Regions from separate parts of the Mus musculus genome. Here all the other regions are linked to region 1. Evidence: chromatin loops called from intact Hi-C (ENCODE). Cell type or tissue: left cerebral cortex. All regions are shown on one strand. Region 1 holds the start of Gm34489 (a long non-coding RNA gene). Region 2 has its middle 52 kb from the start of Gm34637. Region 3 has its middle 4.1 kb from the start of Gm34696. Region 4 has its middle 47 kb from the start of Gm34637. Region 5 has its middle 64 kb from the start of Gm34637. Region 6 has its middle 16 kb from the start of Gm35104. Region 7 has its middle 91 kb from the start of Gm34637.

Region 1 (4,000 bases):
AAATCCTTTGCATGACCCCTTCAGTACTGAGCCATTAGTTGCAACCAAGGCTGCACCTTCACCAATGTCCTTCCATGGCCTCTCACAGTGCCAAGCCTCGGCTGCTCTTCGTGACCCCAAAAGGAACTGCTCTTTGTGCCTTCAAAAGGAGCATAGATTTTTAACAACAGAAATTAGACGAGTTTTTATACATTGCCAATCTGGAGGCATAGTTCCTCTGAGGGATGCATGTAATGAGACGTATGTACTCTGCCTGTACAGGTATTTGGGAATAATTTGGCCTTGGGTCTAGCTCCCAAATATCAAATATCCCAGCAAGTATCCCATGGCTCTGGCATCTTTAACATCTTGGGGTCCCCACATCAACTTTCAACTTCACAGCTTCTTGTTTCAATGTCTGAGATCCACACAGACTGAATGTCTAAGGGGATCATTACTTCAACAAGATTTCTGGAAAGCCATCACATAGGCTCTCCTGGAATGGCAGTAGGATATATAGGGCACAGACTAAACACAGCCCAGGGTCTCAAGAGCATACAATGTATGAGACACAGGACCTGAATCTGGTAAAGGACAGATTGATATAGGCTGAATCACAGAGGATACTAGGGATAAGAAATAAGCCCTCTTTGTTTGCTGAAATGGAGGGGCACATTCAGAGATTAGGACAATCATCGAAGTCTATACAAATGACTGGCCCAGCATGTTCCAAAGTGGCCTGGCTACAAGGTACAGCAGGGTTAAGACACAGCTGTGTTAGTTAGAGGAGGGGAAGTCAACTTGTGCAACCCTAGTTCTTGGCAGCCACAGGGATATTGTCAGTATACTATAGAAAAGAGGCTTCAGGGAAGCCCAAGATGCAGAGAACCAGTGGGGCACTGTCTATTGGGAGAGGGGAGGGACAGAGAGTGGCTCTGGGCAGGGGAGGGGCTGGGGGAGAGACCACCACAAAAGCCACATGGCCACAGGGTTTCTGTAGCTCTTTGTGCTAAGACCACCTGAGCATGTTTCACTATCCTCTAGTGTGCATATCACCTCTCTCAAAAGAACTAGTTTAATTTATTTATTATTACTGTGGGTGTGTGCTCATGTGCATGGGTGTGCATGATGTGGGAGCAAGAGTGGGTATCATACTGGCCCCTTCACATACCTGTGGAGGTTGTCAGACAACTTTGTGGCTTCAGTTCTCTCTTTCCACCTTTATGTGGGTTCTGGGAATTGACAGAAGTAGTGGGGCTTGCCGAGCCATCTCTGTTCTCCCATGAGTATCTCGTCAGGGCTGAGTCATCTGTCTCCAGCATCCTGGACTCCCAGGGAGTTCCCACTGTATTTTTTTCTGATGGCAGAGGGCTCTCAAGGAAGCACCCTTCCCTGCATCCTGGTTTGCAACTGATGTCACGTGGGAAAAAAATCTGTTTTATTAAACTTGTGTAAACTGTCTGTACATGAACCTACTCAGCTATTTTTCAAATTTGTGGTCTTGGTAAATGTCATAGAAGGCAATGTTAACACAATTCCAGGCATACCCATTTATAGTTGGTAAGACCAAAGTGGTTGCTCTCCCACCCCCCAGCACACACATACACAGAGAGAGAAAGACACACACACACACACACACACACACACACACACACACACACACACACACATACACACACACACACCACATTTCCAGACCATTCCAGAATCTCCCTAAGTAGTTTCCCACCCAGACTCAGAGGGGCTCAGCCCGAGCAAATGATGACGTCACTCTTGGCTACCCTGGGACTCAACTCTGAGAAAATATCTATGGCTCTTTCTGCCTCGATTTTCTCAGCTGTAAAATGGAGATAATAACCCTGGCCATGAGCCTCAAAGCCAGAGTCTAAAGGGAGCTGCCTTTGCCTGGAGGGTGATGGAGCCCTGCCTTTGTGGGCAGGATAATTTGGCAAGTTTATGGAGCAGGCTCTTTTCTCAGACATCCTTTCTTCTTGATCTTGACCAGTGACTCATCTCTTCTGATTCACATGCTCAGGCAGGGTTTTACTGCACTGTTCTTTCTCTTGGTTGGCTTGCCCTTCCCTGCAAGCAGGACCAAGGAAGGCCTTGTGGACAGTTCCTAACGTTAAGTGACACAGTTAGGTCTCTTGGGGTCACTTGATCTGGCCAAGGTCACACAGGAAGTAGAGGCCAAATGCACAGATTGAACACTTGGTTCTGCCCTTTGTCCTGTCATAATTTGTATTAAAATCTTTAAGCCAACCCTCCAAAGCCTCAGTTTCTCTCCTTGTTTGTTAGCGACCATTAAAAGATGGAATTTGATTGGAGATAGAACGCCATCTCAATAGAGAGAGAGAGCCAAGAGGGTGGGCTTGTTGCCACTTCCTCTCTAACCACAAAACCTAAAGGGGGGTCTGGGGAAGGCTGAGGTGTCAGCTTGCCCGCTGCTTTCTGGGCTTCACCCAGTTACCCCTAGATGGTGCTAGTGCACTGAGCAGCGCCCCGGCACGCCCTGCGTAGCTGCTCCGGCTTCTGAGCTGCTGCAGACGCCAAGGCGGCGGCAGGGCAGGGACAAAGGAAGCCGCAGGGCGCGGTGACCCCACGGCTCACGGGGACCCATGTAACGCAGAGCTGTGGATCACAGCAGAGGGGACCCCTGAGCCATCGGAAGGGGAGGAGATGGAGCTGAGCTCTTTAGCAAGTGGGTCCAATAGGCTACAGCAAGGACCGTCTCCTTCCTACTGGGCCCAGATCGGCTTTCACTCTGGTGATTTGCGGATCCATAGACGTGGGCTATAGAAATTATAAGATCAGTGGCTATTGTGAGAGTCTGTGGGCAGCAGCAAAGTTCATTCACTGCCATCAGTCTTCCCGTCTGTGAAATGGGAATGGAGCCTCCCACTCGCCCCCTCCACTCTTCCACTGAGTGAGCGCTTTGCACCCCCCTTTGAAGGCAAGCTGCTGCCCACCCACGAGTGCTGAGCTCAGAGATCTCCTTGAGGAACTAAATTCAGGCTTTCTCTGGAGGAAGCTCAGGGCAGACACCAAAGGTAAGCAGACATGTGCTTCAAAGCAGATGGATAAAGGAAACTCCACTGGGAAGCTGTTTTTCATGGTACCTTGGTAAAGGCGCGGCCACCTCACATGTGGTAATGACTTCCAAATGAGCAATGAACACCAGTAGCTAAGCATGGGAGGCTTTTCCTACAGTCCGTTCTTCACTTCAAGCTTGTCCATGGGCATCTTCAGCTCCTCGCCCTCACGTGAGGCAAAGTCATAGATGATGGTTATAAGAACAGTTCGGAGTTTGATAGATTCGAACTTTGTTCTATCCCCTCGCAACAGGTTGGCCTTTGGTGGGCTATCTATCCTCTAGTTTCTATTCTCCCATCTGTAAAGGTGGAGATTAAAGTTTGCATTTACATTCCAGAGTCTGGCTAAATGCTGGAGCCAGCGAGCTATTAGGAGTTCAGCAAAAGGATCCTTGTCAGCCTGTTGGATCATCTTGTTACAGAGTCTTAGAGTTGCCTCCTTAGCTTTGGGGTAGAGCCTGGCAGGCACCAAGGGGCACTAGACTACGTAGTCCCTGATGTCACCTCTACCTCTCTCACAGTCTTTCCTTTCTGGTAACTTCCAGTCCATAAGAGTGTGTGTAATATGTGACTAAGGGTCCAGACTACTTAAAATCGTCCAGACTGTATTCCATTTGCTAGATGTGTGATCAGGATGAGTTGCCTGCGTTGCGGTGACTTTATCTGTAAACTTTGGTCAGAGCACCACTATGTGGTGTCACAGGTAAAACCAAGCATGTTAACATGAAAGAAGTTATTTTTTTCTGTCACAAAATCCTCCAGTGTACTTTTAGAGGAGCACAGGACTCTCTTCTAACCATTCCAAAAGACCAAGGCTGAGAGTCATTCTAGCAACTCCAAGAGTTGGTTGTTGAAGACCCCTGAGATAAACTATAGAGGGGCAAGAGATGAGAGTCTCCAAACCCTATTCAATTGGCCACTCAAGTCAC
Region 2 (4,000 bases), 200 kb after region 1:
GCTATTTGAAAACAACATCTTAATGAAATAACAATGGAAAGAGTGCTTTTCCAAACTAAATACCATCAAAGAGCTGTCGAGAAATCCCTTTGCAAGTTACGACACTGAGCCTACAAGAAACATCTATCTAACAGGTATGAAAAGGGCCCAAGTACAAAATTACTGTTTATCATTATTTCTTGTTCCACTTTGAGACCCGTTGCCAGGGAAACACCTGTTAGAGAAGCCTGCCCTGTACCCTCTCTGCTTCTCACAGAGTTTATGAACAAATAGTCACCCAGAAATACATCATTAAATACACAAGTGGGTGGGCCACCGAGAGCTCCAGCTCAAATGTTCCATGATAATGTGATACTTCTCCTAATAATATTAATTTTTCAGTCCTATTTGTACTCCCTCAGTAGCTCTCCAGTACCTCTGACTCATTCTAAAGCCAAGGTTTCCCGTATATTTCAAGGACCCAAGAGAGAGAAATCAAGGACTTGCCCCTCACCATCCTGCTGGTGTGATATCAGAAGGGTACTCTGTCCCTCTCAGCATTAGCAGCTATTCTTTAGTTCCACAATAGATCCATGATGAGTGTTCAGTTGTTGGTTTCTGACATCGCAAGTCACTGTGGCTTGGGATCTGCTTCCGTCGCTGTCTCTGGGATTTTGAGAATGGAAGGGCAGGTGTTTTGTGATGCTTTGGTTTTCATTTCAGCAGTCAGCGAACGTTCCTCATAATACCTTCATCCCCATGCAAACCACTTTTTTCTTTACCTCCAGCATCCAGAGTCTTCTGTGCTGTATATTATAGACAACAGAAATGTATTGACTGTTTCTACAGATAAGGTAGAATTCTTGCACCCTGCGATTTGGGATAAAACCCATATGATTTTCTGTCTCCAGAGCAGAAAGCAGCATGCCCAGGTTTTTTGATCATTCAGAGTAAGTGTGAGTACTTATGGCAGGGCCTGGCCCAAGGACCAAACCTAGAAATATGTATGGCCTCACTCTCCAGAGGCAATACACTGGAGCACAAAGCCTACTCAGGCAACCAAAGCAGACAGAGAGGACTTTCCAGGGTCCTCTCTAAGAACCATTCTCTTCTTACATAAAATAGAACAGCTAACTTCCCAAAGAGCCCTTTGTCTTTTCATCTAGAATTCTTTTCATGGCCAATATGATCTTTCAGGAGCATATACTGATCTTTTCAACCTTATTTAAAGCGTGCTGAGCTGATGGTTGGTTACTTATTATCTTTATCGTTATCATTGTTATTCATTATCTTCTCTGTAGGCAATGTCTAGATTTTGTCCATGTCAGGAACTGTCATCCCCAACCTTATAGCTACATTCTGAGAACTGTACATCATATGTGGCCTTGTTTAGGATATAGTCCTAGTCCCTGCTCTCAGTCACCTGCCTGCATTTTAATCAGTCCTCCAAACTAAACTCAATATATTTTCTGACTCTCCCAGCGTGACCTCTAGCAGTTTCTACACTCGTCAGAGTAGAAGCTCTTACCGTTTCTCTGTGAGTTCTGTTCCATCTCCCTATCCTGTAGATACCACCGCCCCCCACCCCCACCATGGCTGCAGGCACAGTGTGCTAGCCTAGTGCCTAGTATGGTACAAGGCCCTCAGTTTGGTCCTAGTAAGCCCACTCCCCCAAAACTATGTTCTTCCCGATGTACATTATAAAACTCTGGGGTTGTTACTGTCTTCAAGATGGCAAACAGGCATTGTAACATGTATGGGTTGGTCGAAGTCTGGCAAATGACTGAGCTCTCCAGCATGGCGACACAAGTTCTTGCCATTCTCACAAGCGTGATTCAAAATGAGTCCTGTGCTAGGTTTCTCTTGCTGTTGTACCAAACCTTTAAAAACCTAGTGGCTTCAGATAATACACATTTATGAGCGTAAAGTCCAAGAGTTCAGAAATAGTCCCATTAAGCTGAATTAAAGTGTTTAGGGATGCTGTGCATCTTCTGTAGGCTCTAGCCTTGCTATTGTTTTTCCAGCTTCTACACTGTATCCTTCTGATTGCTACTCTATCATCCCATCTTTTCTGGCTTTGCCTCACACTGTGGTATCCCTTTCCTCCTGCTCCTCCTCCTGCTGATCCTCCTGCCCCTCTTCCTGCTCCTCCTTCTTCTGCTCCTCCTCTTCCTCATTCTCTTCCTGCTCCAAGATTTATTTTACGTGACTGAACGTTTTGCTTCCATGTATGTATATGTATGTCATCTGAATGCAGTGCTGGAGGATGCCAGAAGATGGCGTTAGAATCCCTGTAGCTGGAGATATAGACAGCTATGAGTCACTCTGTGGGTGTTAGGAACCAAACTCAGCAAGTGCTCTGAACTGTAGTTATACAGTCTGTGCTGGCTAGTTTTTATGTCAACATGACACAGGCTAAAGTCACTTTGGAAAATTGCATCTCAAATGCCCCCACCAGAGTGATCTATGACCTAGTATGTGGTGAGACATCTTGACTGGTGATTGATATGAATTGACCTATCCTACAGGGAATGGTGACACTGTAGATAGGTGGTCCTGGATGCTATAAGAAAGCAGGCTAAGTAAGCCACTAGGAGCAAGCCAGCAAGCAACATTCTTTTGGCCTTGGTGTCAGCTCCTGCCTCAAGGTTCTTGTCTTGATCTCCCTCTCTGACAGAAGGTTTTATGAAATTGTGAGCTGAATTAAACCCAATCCTGCCCAAGTTGCTTTGGTCATTGTGTTATATCACAACAGTAGAAAACTCTAACAAAGACACCGTTTCTACAGTCACATCCTGTTTCACTTATAAGGGCCCTTTGGATTACATTGAGCGTGTTCAAATAAACCAAGATAATCTCTCATCTCAAGGTCCTTAACTCAGTCACCTCTACAACATCCTTTTCATCATAAAAGGCAAAATGTTTACAGAATCCTGGCACTATGTAAAGACATTTTGGACACAGCCTATAACATATTCCACTAAGTTATAACAAAGGTATATGTCATGGACTTGATTTTTTTTTCTGGTTATAATTTAAATGATGTATATATCATGCCCTTGGCTTTTTTTCTTGTAATACTTTAAACTGTTCATAACAAAACAAAGTCTTTGGTGGCTGGAGAGATGGATGGCTCAGTGGTTAAGAACATCTATTACTCTTGTAGAACACCTGCATTCAGCTTCTAGCCCCGGTGTCAGACAGCTTACCTGCAACTCTGTTCCAGGGGATTCAGTGTCATCTTCTACACACACACACACACACACACACACGCACACACACACACACACACATGCACACACACACACACATACACACACACAAGTAAATTGTAAAAAACAAAAACAAACAAACAAGACTTTGAACTGAGTGTTCTCTTGCCTATTGGTCTCTCAGTTACGAACTCCTACGGGCATGCATGCTCTGGGACCATTTATTGAACCCTGTAGGGGCGTTTGAGGAGGCCTTCTGAGTTTTCACAGATGAGTGGCCTGAGTAATCCATATTTCCAAGCACAAAGCACACATAGCTGTGTTTTAATATCTGCTGTTGTGTTCAGCACTCTCTCCCCACCCATCCTAATCAGATCAGAATCTCAGCGCAAGTTGCTAACTAGGAACTGGTTCCCAGCCCTTCAGCTTCCACTCCTGAACCAAGAGAGAGATGCACCTGGCAATCCAAAAAAGAGCAGCCTCCGCTGAGGAAACACAATGACTTCTGAAATGCCAGCCACCTGGAGCCATCTCCGGCTTGAAAAGGCTCCCTCCGCAGTCTCTAGGGCATACTGGAGCATCTCTCTCCTGGGCCCCTTCTTCAATTCCCTCCACTTTCAGGAACCCCTCGTGGCCAGGCTGTGTGACCTCTGTCTACAGGAAAGCTCGCCTTTCGGGAGCTGCAGGATGAGAATGTGTTTCTGCTTTATGAACCTTGGAATGGCCTGCTTCTGCCTGAGGGCACCTTGATGTATGGTTACAGGAGCGGGAGTGCTAGAAACTGTGTTTCTTTTGAGGATGTAAGATGC
Region 3 (4,000 bases), 290 kb after region 1:
AAGGGGGGCAAGAAACAACAATAAATGTGTTTTTCAAAGCTTTCCAAGCTCAAGAAAGAGAGGAAGTCATACCTAAAAAATAAAGAAATAAATGTATTTCCCTTTTCTGTATGTTTTGTCTGTGTGCATGTTTATGTACTGTGTTCATGCAATGCCTGCAGAGGCCCAAAGAGGTCACTGTAAGTCCTAGAACTGGAGTTACAAGTCATCAAGTTGGGTACTAGGAACTGAATCCAGGTCCTCTGCAAGAGTAACTGATGCTTGTACTCAGGGGCCATCTCTCCAGCCTAAGAAACATGTGTTCCTGGTCTTGTTTCCAAACTGCTTCCTCTTGACTTCCAAAGCCCATCCTTCCACCACTGAGCCACCCTGACATGGGTATCTTCCATTCTTCACACTTAATGGAATCTCAACTAAATTAGACTTCCGTGTCCTTAGGAGACATTTAGGACTTTTAGCCTTCTACCCCCAGCAAGACCTCACCTCTCATTCCTTCCAGCCTCCAACATATCAGGACAAAGGAGTCCTAGAGAACCCATGGAGAACTCAGACATGTCCCCAGGATAAAGAGGACCAGAAAAGAGTTCCATAAGATATGGCAGTAGATGGGCTCTGAGCATCAGTGTACTGATGCTCATACTAATATGCACATTCAACGGCCAGCCCAACACCAGGAGATGCAGTGTAGCCTGAGAACCTGCATTCTCACATGATGGGAAGTGGCCTAACTCATACCTGTTTCATGGCATGGTTATTATGAGTCCCTAATCATTCTCCCTCACAGTATCCTGGCTTGGATGTAATTACCTGATCAGTCTAATTGCAGGGACAATTGTCTGATTTGGTAAAGACAATTTTCTGGATAGCCAGTTTGCTCCAGAGACCAGAAGCTCTCTTCCTCGAAAATGATGGGATTACAGGTGGGCTGTCATGCCCGCTCAGCATTTATCTGAGTACTAGAGATCCAACTTCACATTTGTGTTTCAAAAGCTTTGTACAGTAAGCCATCTATCCAGCCTCAAGACAGGATTTTGCATCAATAAGAGCTGTTAGTTTGTTCAAGAAGCAAGACCACATTCATCTGTAGGGCCCAGCACTGAGCAAGACGTAAGGCCTAAACATGGAGAATATTCACATGTAGCAGCTGAATAAATGGCTCTCAACTCTCATACCTTCCGAGCTAGACTGGGTCAGGACAGAGGAGGCCCAGCGAGCCCATGGAGAATTCAGATATTCTCCCAGGACAGGCTCCAAGGGAAGGGAAGGGAAGGGAAGGGAAGGGAAGGGAAGGGAAGGGAAGGGAAGGGAAGGGAAGGGAAGGGAAGGGAAGGGAAGGGAAGGGAAGGGAAGGAAACATGGGCCTGTGATCCCAGTACTTCCTGGTAGAGGATCCCAGCACTTCCTGGTAGAGGATCCCAGCACTTCCTGGTAGAGGATCCCAGCACTTCCTGGTAGAGGATCCCAGCACTTCCTGGTAGAGGATCCCAGCACTTCCTGGTAGAGGATCCCAGCACTTCCTGGTAGAGGATCGGAAGAGGAAAAGCAGCCTCAGCTCCATGGTGAGTTTTAAGTCAGTGTCAGCATGGAAGAAAGAGAGGAAGAAGGAGAGTCAGGGAGAGAAAGACAGATTTAAAAAAAGAAAAGAAAAGAAATCAGACTTACTGGTATATGCCTGTGAATTCAGAGCCCAGAAGGCTGAAACAGGACCACCATTGGCTTGAGGCCAGCCTGGGCAACATAGCAACTTCCAGGTCACCTTTGACTACATAATGAGACCTCATAGCAAAGCAATACAGAAACAAAAAAACCACACAGAGAACAAAGAACAAGATTAAAGAGCAAACTACAGAGCAGTAGACAGCTCGAGTCAGCCAGCGAGATGAACAAATTAACCTGTAGCCTGTGTAAAGTTATAAAGAAATGGTCTCCGACTCGTTCTTCAGTTTCTCAATCAGCAAAGTATGTGGAAGAATGCATGGGTCAAAACAGAGTCGAGGCAACTTTGGAAAATGAATACACACAGAAGGCTGGCTATTGTTTCCATGGTTATGGCGGTGCTGATCCAGGGCTTTGTCCTGCAAACGAGGGGAAATCTCTGGGAGAGGTGGCTGAAGACCTGCTTCTTCGCAGTAAAGGCTGTAGAAGGTTAATCAGATGGTGAGCCCAGTCACCAAGATTAAGAGAAAGAAAATCCCTCCAACCGCCTTTGAATTCCAGTTATGTGTACGTTTTCTTTGAACTGGCGATTCGACTCTCTCTCTCTCTTGGAGAGAGAACAAAGCGGGTGGTGTGGAACTCAAATCTCATTTACAACTTAATTTTGAAACTGAGGAGATTTGCAATGTTGGAAAGGCAGGGAGCAGGAAATCAACTTCAGAGTAATTGCTCCGTCGTCTTTTAAACATAAGGCGGTGCACTGCTATTTTTGCTGATGTATTCAAATGAGAGGATGCCACAGCTGCGGGGTGTCTAAGGGATCAGGGATGGCACCGCCTGCAGACTGGGAGGAAATCGTGGGCCAAAGTGAGTCTGTCTCCCAACTCCAGCAAGCTAGAGGCCAGAGAAGAGTGAGATTTCCCCAGCTCCTGTCACACGCTGCAGAATGCCAGGGAGCACAGAGTAGAATAATGACTCAGAGCATGTTCTTGCTTCACAACTCCACATTGTGTTTACAGAGGCACAAAGGCACCCTTCAGGACAATGTCAGGGGCGGGGTGGGGTGGGGGCAATTTCCCAGGAACATCTACATTGCCCAAAAAGGGCCCACTACAAAAACTCCTGAGTCTAGGAAGCCACATATGAAGTATATGCCCATTGAACAGACAAATAAGTTGAGGCCAAAAGGCATCACCTATATTCTAGAATTCCATGAGGCCCCATTTTTATGGCTGAGGGCTCTCACTGAAGATGTCTAATGCAGCAGCCTAGAAAAGACCGTTCTGATTCTCGAAATGTCCCCTAAACTTGACTTCTCTAGTTGTGCTCCACATCCAAGGGGGGGGGGGGCTAACCTCCAGCCCAGCTCTAATGCCAACCAAAGAGCTCTAGTTTTCCATTTTGTCAGGTCAACCTAAAAGTTAATTGTAGAAGTTTGAATAAACGACTACTAAAACATTGAGTATTCTGGCACTGTTGTTACAGCAGGCCCCGCCCTGCAGGTATCTGAAGCTAGCTTTCCATGGATGTTTCTGCAAGTGCTAACGGGTCACTGGAGTAACAGTAATAGTTGTTGGAATAGCTGTTTCCAGCTGTTGTTGTGTCCACTGGTGCAGCACTGGTCTCCAGGAGACCCAGATGCAGGCCAACCAGGCCCATGGGGCTTCCTGACAGTTTGTCTACATTGGGCCCATTGGAATAAGTTGTCCCCTCTGCTGCTGTCTCTCTATTAGCAGTCTCAGCCAGGGCCATTCCGATTAACCCTTCAGAGCCACTCCACTCTGGGCATGCCTGTGCTCTCTTCTTTTCGCTGATTTAATTAACATAATATAATGGAAATAAAATAATTGAAGGGGCTGCCACTTCAGAAAAGATCATCATGGGGCTGCTTGGGAGGCATTGTTGCAGGGTTTCCAGGCAACACTGAAGAGGCCCCGAGAGGGGCTAGTGGTGGTCCCCGAAGCAGCCAGACGGCTGGGCCTCACCATAGTCCCTACACAACCGGTCCAGGTCTGGCTATGTAGACCTAGAAGCACATGGACTTTTCTTATGGCTGTCTTCAAGTCTTGAAATGTGAATCCCTCACTTTAAAGTACTCTAAACGTGAGTGCAGAGCAACCAGACACACAGATCTCCTCCAATCAGACACCTCACATAGAAAACTAACAACAGTTACTTGCAAGTGTGAAATCATACTTTGTGCTCTAGAAAAGATATTTCTACCCAAGAGAGTAGGATTTGAATGTACTTTCTGAACTTGATTTTCAATGAATAGCATGCATGTGTACGTGCGTGATTTCTTAGGCTGCTGTCCACCTTGGTTTGGTGTTTGTCATTTTCAGAT
Region 4 (4,000 bases), 200 kb after region 1:
TTGCTAGGGAGGTAACCAGGAAGTACTTCCTTTGGGGTTATAGGAAAGTGTATGTATTCGCCTGGAAGCAGGGCAACATAAATAATTCCCCAAATCACGTTGTCAAGCAAGAATTTCAGGGGAGACATCAACCAGCGCCATCCACTCCATCCGAATTGCTCTCGAAGCTGAAGAGCTCAAACCCGAGCTCTCATAATTCTTCTTTAATTGTTAAGGAACTAATTAAACCCACGGCATCTCTGTTAACTGAGTTTTATGATGTTAATTTCTCCACTGGACAAGCTAAGTCTAGCACCAGGTGCCTGAACTGCCGGCTTCTGGCTCTAGACAAAAGGTGTTAATATCTTCAATGAACATGGCAAGGTACCCACAGGATTCCAAGCGATTTACCAACAGCTCCCGCCAACTGCCACAGGGCTGGGTGCCGGCAGCAGAGTAGCACCCTTCTGGACTTCCTCCCTGTGGGCCTTTTCATTTAGCACCTAGGCACACGGGTGTTTCTGCGCAGGACCACCAGACTGAACGGAAGCAAGCAAGTGCATCGTTTGGAACTATTTACATTTTCCTCCAAAACTGTTCTCAACTCCTGTAGTTTAGCTAGGACGGGAACCTCAGTGACGGTCATTGGTGACTCTAAGCATGGAACCATGCACAACCCAAATAGGTCTTCCTGCCCCTGCCCCTGAAGAACCCTGCAAGCAGGTAGAACCCAGAAGCTCAGGCAGAGCAATAGACCCGTGCACCTCCCTGCCCCTGTTCTAACCTAACGTCTAATGCTAAGAGGCAGAGTCGGGATGAAAACTCAGCAGGCAACTAACTCCTAGAACCATGAACTGGAGAGTTTAGAAATCTGTATCTACTCTCCCCTTGTAGAGCAAGGTGCTCCAGACAGCAGAGGGAAGATGCTTACAAGCACAGAAAGCAGGGCGTGCATGGTAATTCTGAGACCAGAGCTCCTTCTTACCTGTCATGTCTAGACTTTATTCAGCTAATGTCCCCAGACAGATAGATGCTGGGTGTACTTCCGGGTTCTTAAAGCCACACATAGCCTATCTCGTTGGAGGCAATTGAGTTTCTCCAACAAAAAGACAAGTCTGAACTTCATCCCACAGGTAATTAGCAGACAGCCCCTGGGACAAAAGCCTGTGGCAACTGAGTCCTCAGTCCATCTAGGTATGACAGCATAAGAGTAGCCCCTTGTATGTGCTTAAGACAGACACCAAATGAACAAAGGCCAGGTGCCCAGAGACAACTCCAAACACACCCCTTCTATGTCTTTTTTCTTGACTGTTTTTTTTTTTCCAACTGAGAACATAAAATAAAAAATATGTCACTGAATCTGAGAATATCTGGGGACCTCCTTGGTTACTTTTCTGATGATGATTTCTATCCCTCAAACAAAAACAAAAAGGGAAGTATGTGGGGGCAGGGGACCCTAGCTGTTTCTGCCTCTGCTTTCCAAAGGAACACATCCCTTACATATTTTAGCTGCCTCGGGACTCAAGTGTGCTTACAGTGGCCCCAGCTCTTAGCTTTTGGAAAGGCATCAGAACCTCTGGATGAAAGAAAGCCATGGCTCCCCACTGGAGCTGCCTAGCAAGTTTGAAGAGCGGTGCCCACAGCCGACAGACAGGGACTACTGATTAGGTTTCCAGCCTGGCATTCAGGGAAGGGAGGATCCAGAGCCAGACGCTAGGCCAAAGGGTGTGTGTGTGTGTGTGTGTGTGTGTGTGTGTGTGTGTGTGTGTGTGTATGAGGAGGGTTGGGAGTGCTGGTGAGGGGACAAGTTGTGACTCCATAGTAAGCTCATCTCCAGAAGGTGGCGCTGTGCTTTAAGACAGGCTAGCCAGAGGGATGAAGCTGCTGCAAGACAGGCTAGGATTTCAGAAAAGAATGTTTAAGAATGCAATGCAGAGCTGGAGAGGCCCTACAGTAGCATTCTAGACTAAGCCTATATCACTAACTGGGAAACACAAGCCCCGAGAAAGAAGAATGCTTTCTACATTTGCACAGACCACGGTGTAGAACTCATTCTTTCAACTCCTCATGTCCTACACCAGCTCTGGGTAAAATTGAAATAAGAGAGTGAGAATGAGAGTGGCCTTGTCACAGAGAAGGTCGGCCTCAAACACTGAGGATCCAAAGAGAAGGAACAAGCTTCCCACGTGGGGAACCTGCCTGAAGAAGGGACCGTTGTCAGTGGTCTTGGAAGCATGATAGTCATGCCTCAGAATTCATGACAGAAAAATAAAATAAAAGCCCTGGGTTCCCCTCCTGGTGACCACTGTGCTACTGGCTATTCACAGCTCATCTCTGAGCCTTGATGACTGCATCAGAATGGGAGGGAAATATCTCCCTCCTAGAATCCTATCTGAGACTATCTAGACTGGCATGTCCAGTACAGTGTAGGAAGGCAGTGAGACATCAGACAGGACCAACTCTTTTTTCCTCCCTGGCTTCACTGTGAGGCGCATTTTCCCAGGGAGTCTCACACATGTGGACTGGGAGTGAGCAGAGCACAGTGGATACAAGTCCCTGCTCTCAGGACAAGAAGCTTCAGTGACAAGGCCATGGGAAGGCAGAGTGAAAGGCTACAGGTTGGGCTCTTGGAGATGCTTCATTCAGTAAAGGGTTTGCAGCAAGGACCGGAGTTTACTCAGTACCCAAGTAAAAAGGACGACTGACTTGGGAGGCATACCTGATCCGAACCCGGGGGAAATGGATCTCCGGGGCTCACCAGTCAGCCCGGCCTGGATGGCCAGTGTTGGGTACTGAGAGGCCATGTCTTAAAAACAAGGTGGATAGTTAGTACCTGAGAAACCACAGCCAAGTGTTCTCTGACTTCTATGCACACACACACATACATACACAGTCACATACACACACATAAACACACAATACACACACACATAGTACACACACACACAAACACACAGTACACAAACATGTGCACACATGCCCATGCGTGACAGGTGCCAGGCAAAGGACTAAACTTAGAGGACAGGCTTTATCCTACAGAGTTAGAAAAACAGAATGACAAGATTGTCACTCCCTCCACCAAGCCCTTCGCTACAGCAGCAAACACCCGCAGACACCTGCACACTCAAGTGCACACACATACATACACTGAGACCTGAAGCAAGTGACGTGACTGCCAAAACACCAGGTCAGACAGCCCGGCTTTCCCAGAGGCTGGTATGCCACAGGGAGCCTTCAGTGGCTGCCTCCCCACTCAGCCAGTTCACGTGCTCTTTTCAACCACTGACTTTCATTCAGGGTCCACAGGAGCAGGAAAGCTTTATCACCATCCTCTCCACACACAAAAGACCAAGCCTTGAAAGGGTCTCCCTGGGACCACACAGCTCGGCAGCCCATTGGTAGAACAATTGTTGAGAACAGTCTCACTCATCCCTGCCTGCCTTTTCTTCCTCGTTCTCTTTTTTTTCGTTTGTTTGTTTGTTTTTGTTTTTTGTTTTTGAAAGGATGCTGAGCCTCAGGTGAGAGGGTATGAGAGGAAAGTAACAGAGACCCTGGGGCAACAGCTCCCATCTCCATGTCCCTCTGTCTGCTCCATTAGTCTGGCTAACTCCTTGTCCACCTACAAGTGTTCATGATATGTCCTAGGGCATGCTTTATGTAGGCAGGACTTTCTAGGCTATCTTTTGGGGCTAGCAAGAGATCACCTTAAGGGTGAGAGGAAACTGGCTTTTCCCTAACCACACTCAGCGCCCTGTAGGCTGCTGAGCCCCAGTGCTATGATCCTTCATTAGGTTCCCCACTGTTACTGCTGATTAATAATTGCTCTCAGGAAGTACCATCCTGGCTCCTTGAGTGCAGAGACATAAGCTCCCTGAGGACAGGACTTTACCCACAGCCAGCTAGCTGGGGGTTTGCAAGTGTTGGAGGGTATGTGACTGGGTCCAGACCCTCTTGCTACCTACCATTTGTATGGGTACTACAGTCATCTCCATCCCCCCAGGACACCAGTTTCCTCCAGCTT
Region 5 (4,000 bases), 190 kb after region 1:
AGACACTGCCATTTACAATGCAGTGAGACAATTATAGGTATGTCTGTAGAGAGTCATCCAGCCAACACTGTGTACTGGGGACCAATTACTCAAACACGTGAACTTATTGATATTTGGTTGGTTGGTTCTCAAGACACAGTTCATCTGTGTAGTCCTAACTTTCCTGGAATTCATTCTATAGATCAGGCTGCCCTCAAATTCACAGAGATCCACCTGCTTCTGCCTCTGGTATGCTAAGATTAAAGGTGTGCATCATCACTGCCCAGCAAGGACATTTCATACTCAGACCATAATATCCCACCACTGACCCCCATAGATACAAAGCCATTTCATAATGATTCAGCCAGTTGTTCACTGGAGACATGAAGCATCAGCTACCATGCCTCGTAGCAGAGAAACAAATAATGGATGAAAAACCTTTGCACATAAGAGTACTCGTTCTATAGAGACAGGCATACGAACAAAGAAAGTCCATGGTCCTGAGTTTTCTCACTGTTAGTGACCAGTTATTTGAAAGAACAACTTAAGGGAGACAGATTCCTTTTGTTCCACAGTTCAGAGAGATCACCAGATTCACCCTGGTTCATGGCAGGCTGAGCCCAAGCCAGCTGCTCACATTGCAGCAGAAGGCAGATTGCTCAGACCAGAACTAGGAGCAGATGTAGCCTTCAAGGCTCATTCCCTCTAACAACCCACTCCTGTTAGCTAGGCCACTGTCTCCAAAGGTTCCATAACCTTCCACCTCCACCATCACCCACTGTACTATGACACAAAACACATTCAGTACAATTTCAAGAATCTCTCTGCCACCTGAGTTCTAACACTGTTCAAAACGCCAATCTCTTCCAGAAAACTCTTAGCCATGAATGAGGGGGTTGGAGACACGGGGGATGGGGAGGTAGAGAGGAGAGAGTGGAGGGAATTGCATGCTTGCAATCTGTGCAATAAACATCCCCATTCCAAAAAGAAAGAAGGGAAGAAGAGTTAGGAAAGATGAGACCCAACCAGAATAAAGCCAGCAAGGTAAGGATGAAACCCTGTGGCTCCACGTTCAGCATCTGAATTTGTGGCAGTAGCACCTGGGCTCCAAGCAGCTTGAGTGTCCTTTTATAACATTGCCACATGTAGGGGCGGGGAAAACAAACAAACAAACAAACAAAAAACAAAAAACCAACATCACCACATGTAGAAGGCATGGGCTCTCTCTTGTGCGGGCTCTGTTTCATGCTTATAGCTTTCATTGGCAAAGGTCTCATGTTCTCATCATCTCTGTTATACTTGAAGTCACTGCCACAACAAAGATTTCATCTTCATGACTTCATAATGCATGAGCCTCCCAGAATCCACCTTTGCTACACATTGCCTGGCCTCATCAGCTCTTGGATTCTATGTAACGGTAAAAGGAACATCACAGGAATGGTGCCAAGTTCTGCTTCCAGTTTGGAATGTACCCTGCCTCACTTAGGCTATAGCCATGCGAAGGCTGGAGAACAGAGTAGACATGAGGGCTATTGAAGCAAGAGAGACAGGGCTCTTTGTTTCCTTGGGCATTCCATTTTGAATGAGTGGAAAGGGTTCACAAATGGCCTCATGATTTTACATCCTGAAGTCCAGTGAATAGTCTCATCCTCAAAGCTTCAATTCTGTTGTCTTTGTACAAATCATGCAGTCCATTTTTTATTTTGTTTATCTTTTTAAAACAACTCCTTTGTCCTCAGTTGCCTTGTCTGCAAACTTTAAATGTTCTTGCAACCCTTTCCTTGACAAACTTCAATTTTTTTTTATAACTTTCTGTTCTACTTTTTGCTCACTATAAATCTGGCTAAAAGCAGTGATAACTCTGCCACAGCCCAAATGCTATGCTGTCTTAAAATTTCTTCTGCCAAGTAAATTAGTCCATTACTTGTGAATGCAGTCTCACTCAGAGTTTTAAGACATGAGTAGAATGCCGCCAAATTCATTTTCGGAATACAACATGAAATGGCCTCTAGCCCAGTTCTTGGCACATCTCTTTAGCTGACACCTCAAGAACCAAGCCCATACTCTCTTCATCTCTGTTGGCATCATGATCATGCACATTCCCATGAGAAGTGCACATTAATGTCTGCTGACAGCATCGTTGGGCTTCTATTGCCTATAGCTCTAAACTCTTCCACATTCCTCCTACAAAACAAGTCCTGAAGGCCCACAAACCCCACTCTCTGGTTCATCAGCAACAGTGTCAATTTTGATATTAAACAGTCGTTATTTTGCTAGTTGATAGTGGCCAAATTCCTGACAGAAATGAGATCAGGAATTTAGAGTTTAGTTTAGCTCATGACTCAGAGGGGACACTTTAGCATGGTACGTAAGGCATGGTAGCTGGGTAGGTTTGATCTAAGGCAACAAGAGTATAAAACATCTGGTCACATTTGGGCAGAAGATAGGAAACATAGTATATCACCTTCAAAGCTTGCCCTACTGCAATCTACTTCTGTTATCTGGGTCTCCTGGCCCCAAAAGTTCCACAACCTCCCCGAAGTTACTGTAAACCAAGTGTTCACACACATAAAAAATAGTCTTTCACCGAGCAGCTGAAAAAGTCAGATGCAGTTACTTGCACTCAACCAATGGACAGAAGCTGGGGACCCCTGTGGTTAAATTGGGGCAAAGATGGAGGAAGCTGAGGAGGAGGGTAACCCTATAGGAAGACCAGCAGTCTCAACTAACATGGACCCTGAGATCTCTCAGACACTGAGTCACCAACCAGGCAGCATACACAAGCTTATATGAGGTCCCTGACACATATCCAGCAGAGGACTGCCTGGTCTGACCCCAGTGAGAGAAGATGCACCTACCCCTCAAGAGATTTGAGGTCCCAGGTAGTAGAGAAGTCTGGTGAGGTGGGGTTTGGGGGTTGGGCAGGGGGTATGGGATGAGGAACAGTTAGAAGGCAGACCAGGAGGGGACTAACAACTGGAATTGTTTAAAAAAAAAAAAAAAAAGAACCAGGCAGTGGTGGCACATGCCTTTAATCCCAAATCCCAGCACTTGGGAGGCAGAGACAGGCAGATTGCTGAGTTCGAGGCCAGCCTGGTTTACAAAGTGAGTTCAAGGACATGCAGGGCTATACAGAGAAACCCTGTCCAAAAAAAAAAAAAAAGATAAGAGATTTGTCTACAAAAAATAGTGTTTCACATTCAAACCAAAAGAAGGGAATTATGAATGAAGAGGGAGGGAATATTCCCCCCCTTAGTCATGAATCTTTGGGTAGAGTGATGATCCATCGGCTTCAGAACTGTGAGGGGCCTGGCTAGGGGAAGGAGGGAAACCGAGAATTGGATGTCAGATGCTAGAGAGCCCGTCTGCATACAAAGTTCTTAGCCTTGTATTGCAAGCTGTGTAAAGCTGTCCTGTGAGATGCTCTAGAGCTGTATAACTTGGTGAAGAGGCTGGATAGAGATGCCCCCTACAGGGCTGATTGCCCATATGAGACCTCAACATAGTGAGTGGTCCTTGAGTCATAGTGTTAAGTCGAGTGATCCTGGAACACGCAAAGCCTGTGGCAGAAGACTCGGAATTTCTGTGCAGAATTCACTGAGTCAAATTTCTGTTATATGAGCTCTCCTTCAAGGTCAGTGTACCACAAAATAGTTATTCTGCCTCTGTAGTCTTCCTCCTGGCTTAATTGTGAAAATGAACATTAGACAAATCCCAAGAAAGTTTTCTACAAAATACTAGATTGGAATTCCCCAAACTGACAAGGTGAGTAATAGCAAGGACCCTCGGAGGCAGGACAACGAAGTGAGACATGGCATCCAGGATGAGATGATCATGTATAACAAAGAAAATCAGAAAAAAAACATGTGCTTCAGCTGGTTAACAATGAGCCAATGCTCATTTCTCAATCATAGCATATATACTGTGATGTGAGAGGCTATGAGAGTAGGCCCTGGGTTGTCATAGTGGCCTCTCTAGGAATCTAAATCTGTTCTTAAATCGTAAAGTATGTTAGAGGTGC
Region 6 (4,000 bases), 360 kb after region 1:
CACTGTACAACAGGCTGCCTTTCTCCTGTTATAAGTCTTTTGAAGATTTCCCTTCAGTTCTGAGTCAAGTCCAACCTGCCAACCCTTGCACAGAAGCCTGTGACCTGTGACCTGGCCACACCTGAAGATGCAGCCTCACTTCTCTCTGCCCAGATGTCTTGCTCCTCATCCCTGAGCTGCTTCAGGACACAGACCCTGGTACCTGTCACCATCTCAGCAGAGAAGGTCCTCTCATGACATAACTCATCATCTTCTGCTCATCCCACTGGCCTAGAAGAATTACTCTTAACCTTAAAAAAACTAGTGCATGTCACATACATATCATTGAGTTCAGACAGGTTCAGAACAAAATGAAAAGCTATTTCCTCTCTGCCCAATCGAACCTCAAAACTGTCAGCAGAACAAAGGCGATCAAGATCACCCCACCTACTACCACATCTTACAGATTTATGAGTGAACAAGCAAACACCGTGACTCAGGAGGGGCTGTCTCAAAGTCCATCTTGTTGGTGACAGTGAAATTAGAACCAGGGTCCCCAGGCTTTCAGTTTAGAGACTTTTCATTACCTCCAATGTCAGATTTTCCAAAGGAGCCTCAATTTAAATCACAGCAGAATTAAAACAAAGAAAGCAGCAACTGAGCCACAAAAGAAAGCTAAAATAAATCAGTAAATAACCCCAAAGAGAAGTATAATAAGCAAAACAAAAATAGAGAAACTCACGACCTTGGGGCTTCATTCCGAATTCCCATGAGCTGCAAATGAAAAGTCCTTAAATAAAGACCTACTTTCCACTGAGTTGAGCTTTAAAATAAAAGAAAATCTGTCACTGTCTTCCTTTGTTTTCCATCTATTTATTTATTCATTCATTCACCAAGCGTGTTCTAAACACTTGCACTGTGCCAGATTTCAGTAGACACTGAGGACGTTGACACAGTCACTGCCTGGGGAAACTGAGCTTGACCCGTACCTGCAGAGCTGAGACACAACACAAAATATAGGAGGGTCTAGCTATGTGCTCTGAGGATGGGGACGGGGACAGGAGGGGACACAAAAGTAACTGAGATGTGTCTACAGATGTGTCTACTATCTATTGTCTCTCATCAGATATAAGCAGGAGAGAGAAGATTGGGAAAGGTGAGGGAGGCAACTGGAAACATTTGCACCCTAGATGAGCACTGCTTTCCTCCCACCCAGTTCTGTGACTACGGAGTCAAGCTATCCACAAGGGAGATGCTGTACAGTGGAAAGGCAAAGGTGGAGGAGCCATGATAAGGCCAACTTTCCCCCTGGTCACTCACCCACTTCCAGGCTCAAGGCGTTTCAACCCAAGCTCCCACTGAGGAAACAAGGCCATCTACTCCGAATGACAGAGTAGATGCCACTCACAGGCATCTCCTATCCAGACCGTGTCAGCACTGGGGAGGCAGCTGTCCCTGACACAACAACTCTGTTGCACATGCTAGGCATATGAAGAAAACTCGGGATGGTGGGGAGGATTTACATCACCCAGTAGAAGCTGTCCGTGGATTCAAACACTTCTAAGGAGGATTAAAAGAATGACAAAGGCATATGACCGAAAATGTCTTAAGACATTTATAAACAGGGCTCAAATTTTCATTTTTCTGGTTTTTTTTTTTCCTTTTTCAACAAGAGTTTCAACTTCAGAGCCAGACACTCCAGTGCAATTTTTGTGAATTTTGTTGTTTTAAATCTACTCAATGTTTGTTGCCTGTTTGACCTTGGAAGGTATCCTGTGATTAGCCGGGCGTGGTGATGCTCACCTCTATTCCCTGAACTCAAGAGGCTGAGGGAGAATTTCAGGTCTAACCAATATGAAATTTGTTGGAGATTTTACTAGATATTTTTTAATTAATCAGTTAATGTAATGTGTACAAGTGTTTTTGTCTGCATGTATCTGTGTACCATGTGCGCACCTGATACCCTCAAAGGCCAGAAGAGGGCATCAGATCTCCTAGGATTAAAGTTGCAGATGGGTGTGCGCCAGCATGTAGGTACTGGAAATTGAACCCTGGTTCTCTGAAAGAGGGGCCAATGCTCTTAAATACTGAGCTATCTTTCCAGCCCCTGAAACATGCTTTAGTAGAGACATTAAGCGCAAGGATTAGGAGGAAGAGAGACACTCAGAAAGAACATAAGTCATGACCAAGTGTGACTGCAGGCTTCTCAAGGGAAAACTGCAGTGAATTATTTTAGCATTATTCATATACATTTTGGAAGCATCTTCTCCTTTCTCTCTCTTTTGATTGGTGAGACAGACAGACTATTCAGTGGGTCTGGAGAGGCCTTGAACAGGACAAAGTAAAACCAGGAGCCACTAGGTTGCACAAGCAGTTTTAATATGTACCTGTATCCAGGGTTTCTGGTGAGATTCCTAGGAAACTCCAGACTTAACAGCTGGGTCAGGAGAAAGCCCTTAAGCGATTGTTAATTGCACTGAAACTCTACCTTCTCTATGGAAAGAGGCTTAAATTAGTCTCCAAGATGAAGGGTTCCTTTTCCTTCTCATGGTCCTCCAAGTGTCTTTGTGTTTCTATCCTGTCTTAGAGAAAGACACCCCCACCCCATCCCACCCCAGAGTAGGGATGCTATGACTTACTTTAGAGAAGAGATGGAGAATTCTGCAAGCAAGGCGAGTGGGGATCAGAAAGTCTTCCTGCTTCTCTAATTTCCTCACATGCTAAGGTGACGTATGTGTTTTGGGGTAGCATGTTCTGAACCCCACCACTATTGTCTGAAATGAAGAATATGGAGGAAAACTTCCAGAGTTTGAATTATCTCTTAATTCTCTTATGACCTTTGCAAGTTTCTTTGTTGTGTCCCTGTTCCCTCTAGAGTAAAATGTAGGTAGTGCCCTCCAAGAATTAGTAGGAATGCTGAGGTGACGTGTCGACACAGAGCCTGGTGCACAGTAGGCTCTTCTGTGTTAGCTGCAGGCACTGTTGATGGCTCCTGACACCCATTGCCTCATCCAAGCCAGGTGCTGCGGTGCCAGCTAGGATCTAGAGATGAGCTGAAGGTGCCCCAGGGTCTCTCCGTGGTCCAGTAGACAAGATGGTGCTGATACAGATAATCACATGCTGTGACAGGCTCCTAGGAACAAGGAAACCCAGTCCCACCAACAATATCTCAGAGCAGGTGACTTCTGAGGAAACTTTGAGAGTAAACCGGTCCAAGCAGGTATAAAGGTGAAAGGGCAATCAGTCTCCAGTGCGGAGCAGAGGAGAGACAGGGAGAAGAGTGGGACACTTTGGAGCTGCCAATGGCTCCAAGGCTGCAGAGGGGAATAAGGCCTGAGCCTGAATCAGCTCAGGAAATCTGGACTTGAGCTTTATCCTGAGAGTGCAGACTGACACTTCGGTGATTTCAAACTCACCGCCAGATCTGAGAACTTGGATTCATTCCCAAGAGCAGAGTGTTCTCGAGGGTCCTTGAGTCCCTCTGAAGCCATTTGATTCTCCCCAGATTGTAAATTCCCTGGGAGATAAATTTTAAATTTGCTGTTGTGGCTCCCCTGGGACATCACAAAGAGGGGTCGGGTGGCAAGAGAGAGCATCAAGGTAAGCGCACCAGAGAAGCCACAAGCCCTTCCTCACTTGGGCTACGTGCAATGCTCAGGGGGAAAAGAGCTCACAAAATACAAATGATATTTCAAACGTTGGTGTCATGTGCCTTTAATCCCAGCAGAGGCAGGGAGATCTCTGTGAGTTCAAATGCAGCCTGGTCTAGAGTGAATTATAAGGTAGCCAGGGTGACACAGAAAAAAAAAATCTCGAAACACACACACACACACACTTATGTGGGAGAAGTAGGTGCTGTATCAACCACACACATAAAGGATCCTAAGCCTCTTGGTCCAGCACTTTTGTGTGCCTTACCCTGTCTCATTAACCCACTCTCATTCTCGGGAGAGCCTTTCTCTTTCCCAGTAAACTATCTCTATTTGTGTTGTTGCATGTTCCTGTATAACTCTTTGACCTG
Region 7 (4,000 bases), 160 kb after region 1:
TTCATTCCTTATGGATGGCTACATCCAATTCCCTAAACAGGACTCCTTAAATAGACTCCTTGTAGCACTTGAGATGAGAGGCAGAGACACTTGGGGGATGGATCTCCCCATACCACTTATGCATGGCATTTTGAAGTTGTGATGGTTTTTCTAGTATCTCACCATCTCTGCTAGGAGTTTTGTGACAGTCTCTATCTCTGTCTAGTAAAACAGTTGGCCCTAGAGTAGATCCCATTTCAGGGGATCAGGGATCTACTGTTCCCAAGGAAAAACAAGCAGTTTGGTTCAGTTTGTTTGTTTTCTTTGGAAATGCAACGCCCCTCTGCCCCTGTCCCCAACCCCAGGCTATTTTTCAGCATTGAATTGGCCTTTGGGCTTAATTCAATTCATTTAGAAGCAATTGCCTGGGCTATCTAGATTCATCTGCTTATATCCCCAGGGGTTTCTCTAGTCAGAGCGATCTGCTTAGCACCTCAGTGTTAGGAGTTAACTCCTGACAGTGCTAACTGTCAGTCTCTGTTCTCCACTACTCTGGGGGTCCAGCCATACAAAGTGCAGGCTCAAAATGTCCTCCTGGGTGCTTCCAAACCACCTCTTAGTGCCTAAAGTCCTAAGCAGGACAAAATTAGTTTCTAGTGTATATGCATTCTATGCAAAGAGTCTTTTTTTTTAAATGGGATCTTATGGCTAATGCTTAAAGAAAATAGATAGGGGCTAAATAAACAGAATTGTAATGTTTCCCATTGAGGACTCTGGAAGCTGATACTGAGAAATGGGATTGGAAAGCTAGGTCTTTTATTAGAGACCAGTGCTTTAGAAGGAGAAAGACAACAGGGGCAGAAAGAGAAGATGAACTGTGATGTAAGCTCACTGCTCAGCATTGGCTCATTGGCGACAGTGTTGTCGCTCAGATCATCCATGCTGGGCTCCCTCCCATGTTTCTCTTGTTTAGCACTGGCACCTAGTATAGCTTCCTGAAAAGGTGTAACCCTGGCACGAAGCAGGTCTCTGCAGCTGTAGGGCAGCTCTTCATGTAGCTAGAGGTGTCCTTTGGCCTCATTCCCAATCACTGTGTCAGCAAGATTGGATGATCCAGGTGGCATGTCCCCATGTCCTGCCTCTTCTAGAGATGACCTCTATGCTCGTCATTGGCCCTACTAACTATCCTTGATTCTGCTTATGCCTCTCCTGTAACTCTTCCCTTTCCATCAGACCAGATGTTGAAGATCTGATTGAGGAGGATAGCCTGACTAATTGGATCCATCCCAAACTGTGACCAATGGCATGCCTACATCTGCTAAGCGTGGTAACCTAGAGTCCTGCACAGGACTCTGAACCTCTGACCAGTCCCAGGACAAGGAACTCAGAACATATCCTCCCAACACAATGCTGGGTGTACCTCCTACCTCTGCTCAAGTCTCTGCAGCCAGCAGCCAATATGGCAGCAATAGTATAAAGAAGCGAATTTCTCTGCTTTAGCTCGATGTGACACTTGCAAAACACAGTTGGAAATGAGCACTATCTCCAAGTAGGCATTGTGTGATGTGAAACGGGTGGCATTTGCTTTCCTTAGATTTTCTGCCGAAGTGTTTATTTTTACAAAGAGAGTCCGTCAAACTGCGAATTAGCATGCACACAGCTCTTCCTGTCCCCTCCTCCCATCTGGCTTTCCGTGCAGAAATTACACTTCTTCTCAGCTTGCCCAAACTGTTAGCACACAATGCAGCTCCCATTTGGTTGGTGTCAATTTAATACTGCATTAATTAGACAATTAGAGAGGGGTCAGAGAAGATTCTAGCAGAAGTACCTTGAGTGGGGGTCAGGCTGATTAGAAATGACTCTTTCTCATTTTAGTATAGTTTGTTTGGTTTTGCCTTAACACAGAAATTTTAGTCGATTAAAGTCTTAGAAGCTACAAGTGAATTGGCTTGGTGAGATTAAGGTATTTCCATGCAATTAGAACTGTAATGAAAACATCGACCTGTGGCACGGTCACTACATACCACCTTAAAGAGAAGTAACTCCTGGTATTGTTTGTAACTTTCAAATGAATGAAGAAAATGAAATCAGCAGGCACTGCTTCCACATGACAACAGTGAATTTTCATCAGGATTCTAGATAGCCTGTGTGATGACCAGCTGGCCACAGTGTGTGTTGTGGCTGCGAGATTGGAGGCCAGATCTTTTTTTCTTTGCCTTGACATCCTCACTTGGGACAGGTGAGGATGCAGACTTCCCTGGATCATCCAAAAGATCTGACAGAGTTGGATTACACTGACATGAAATATCCAGATGAAGCCTAAAGAGGTGAAGATGATGGGGGAAGCTTTAAAAAATAGACTCTGGAAAAAAAAAAAAAGAGGGGGTCTTGCCTTTCTGTTGTTATTCACATACTTGGCAACCTGGGGGCTATCATATTTAATAATGATAATTAAACTATTCCATGTGTGCTGGTGCCCGAGTAATATCATGAAGCGTTCACTCTGGAACAGATCTTCAGGCTAATCTATTCTAATTGCCTCATTTTAGAAATGCTCAGAGGACTTAGGGGACGGAGAAGCACAAGCACATGTGGAGGGTACGGGCAGCAGCTTCTCTGGCTCCCTGGCCAGCGTTTCCTCCAACCGGAATGTTACAGCTACTCCTCACACAGGAGCTTTACTGTGTGGGATTCTGCCTGCAGACACCATGGGATGGCCAGAGGTGACTGTCCAGCAGATAAAAGGGTTTACTGGGCAGGCCTGGCGCTTGCTTACTGCTGCCCAGGCCACCATTGCCTGCTTGAACTCTTCCCTTAGGCTGTCAGATCTCAGAGACAAATGTTGCCAAATTCAACTCAGTTCTCAAACTCTGTGTCCTCTACCACATAGCCAAGTTGGGAGCTTTGCTGGTGAAGGCTGATCTTCCCTTTCCATCAATTCTAGTTCACCACCGTGCTTGTGCCTGGAAAATTATTGGTCAGGCACACCCTCTATCCCCATGGAGAAGTCCAGTCATGAACGCAAGGAAGAAACAGTGTCTAAAATGTAAAGAACTACACAAGGTCAGAATGTGTCAGGTAGGAATGATCTACCACCATAATCAAATGAGCAAAGGCCCAGGATGGGCACCGCAGCCCCCTTTGACCATTTTTTAATCCTCATACGAAAAATAACAGATATTATGGTTTGGCTAGGCACGACACTGCATGCCTATAAACCCAGAACTTGAGAGGTTTCTGCAAGTTCAAGGCCAGCCTGAACTATGTGAGCTCCTGTCTTGAAAATAAATAAATAAATAAATAAATAAATAAATAAGTCAAGCAAAGCCAGAACACAGCTGGTACTAGCTCCTGCCAATCACCATTTTACAGAAGGTAGTGATATAAAACCACTGGGTGTGAGGTCTCCCATTCTAGCCTCAAGCAGGGATCAATGAGTATGGTTTGAGTAAAGGAGTAAGTGAAAGAGTTTGCTCAAAATAATCATCAATTCATTTGCATTTGTAAATCAAAGGAAGGAACCTTAGGGCCAGAAATGAGCTAAACAAAGTTGAGTTGCTTCAGATTTTGGCTTCGCAGAGTCCAACTGCAGAAAATCAAATCAAGAAGGGGCTTTTCTCTGGCTGTTTAATAGCTAATTGGTGCTACTCCACACAATGGCCCCTGTAGAGACCTCAAGGAGCCTTATGAGGTAGACTGGTCTCTAGTCTCTGCATCAACCCTGAGAAAGTTAGACACTATCTCTCACGTGAGTCCAAAGGACTCGTGAGCCCAGTGTTCTGGATTGGCGGGGGGGGGGGGGGGAGGGGGTAGGGGGGCGCTTGCCCCTGGGTTTGCATTCCATCCCTGGCAGAAACACTGGGGAACTTGATGCTGGAGAGCCCAGGAAAGTTCTGCTATTCTAATGCCTCAAGGTGTCAGACGCTTAGAAAGGAGATTTCTGCTTTCCTCTCCCACCCACCGTCTCATCACGCCCTGGGGTTTGCCCGGAAGGATGGGGGCACTTCCCCTTTCTAGCCCT

Evidence for each region. A loop is a pair of places that touch in the nucleus more often than their neighbours do. Peaks named below come from ENCODE experiments on the same cell type or tissue, not always from the same donor. Only the 100,000 strongest peaks of a DNase experiment are listed, where the experiment ranks them.
Region 2: it touches region 1 in a loop (3-fold over the local background); 16 of 42 quality-filtered maps call a loop at or near these places.
Region 3: a loop joins it to region 1, with 2.6 times the contacts of the local background. A loop is called at or near these places in 2 of 42 quality-filtered maps.
Region 4: a loop joins it to region 1, with 5 times the contacts of the local background. A loop is called at or near these places in 15 of 42 quality-filtered maps.
Region 5: it touches region 1 in a loop (2.8-fold over the local background); 6 of 42 quality-filtered maps call a loop at or near these places.
Region 6: a loop joins it to region 1, with 2.4 times the contacts of the local background. A loop is called at or near these places in 5 of 42 quality-filtered maps.
Region 7: it touches region 1 in a loop (2.2-fold over the local background); 3 of 42 quality-filtered maps call a loop at or near these places.

Annotation. Positions count from the first base shown.
Region 1 is chr12:12,418,539-12,422,538 of GRCm38, forward strand. Gm34489 (a long non-coding RNA gene) reads left to right here and starts at 2,503. Exons shown (of 3, transcript XR_381260.2): 1 at 2,503-3,029. In left cerebral cortex, a CTCF peak has its summit at 2,454; DNase peaks (open chromatin) are centred at 1,277, 2,012, 2,488 and 2,921; H3K4me3 peaks cover 411 bases; H3K27ac peaks cover 318 bases.
Region 2 is chr12:12,615,496-12,619,495 of GRCm38, forward strand. No RefSeq gene overlaps it. Among named protein-coding and RNA genes, the nearest start is that of Gm34637, 52 kb to the right of the region's middle. In left cerebral cortex, a CTCF peak has its summit at 2,235 (motif pointing right); no DNase peak of the experiment used is centred here.
Region 3 is chr12:12,706,944-12,710,943 of GRCm38, forward strand. No RefSeq gene overlaps it. Among named protein-coding and RNA genes, the nearest start is that of Gm34696, 4.1 kb to the left of the region's middle. RefSeq lists an enhancer at 469-4,000. In left cerebral cortex, no CTCF peak of the experiment used is centred here; a DNase peak (open chromatin) is centred at 2,444.
Region 4 is chr12:12,621,314-12,625,313 of GRCm38, forward strand. No RefSeq gene overlaps it. Among named protein-coding and RNA genes, the nearest start is that of Gm34637, 47 kb to the right of the region's middle. In left cerebral cortex, a CTCF peak has its summit at 1,849 (motif pointing right); a DNase peak (open chromatin) is centred at 1,822.
Region 5 is chr12:12,603,683-12,607,682 of GRCm38, forward strand. No RefSeq gene overlaps it. Among named protein-coding and RNA genes, the nearest start is that of Gm34637, 64 kb to the right of the region's middle. In left cerebral cortex, no CTCF peak of the experiment used is centred here; a DNase peak (open chromatin) is centred at 1,973.
Region 6 is chr12:12,779,774-12,783,773 of GRCm38, forward strand. No RefSeq gene overlaps it. Among named protein-coding and RNA genes, the nearest start is that of Gm35104, 16 kb to the left of the region's middle. In left cerebral cortex, a CTCF peak has its summit at 1,935 (motif pointing right); no DNase peak of the experiment used is centred here.
Region 7 is chr12:12,576,848-12,580,847 of GRCm38, forward strand. No RefSeq gene overlaps it. Among named protein-coding and RNA genes, the nearest start is that of Gm34637, 91 kb to the right of the region's middle. In left cerebral cortex, no CTCF peak of the experiment used is centred here; a DNase peak (open chromatin) is centred at 1,574.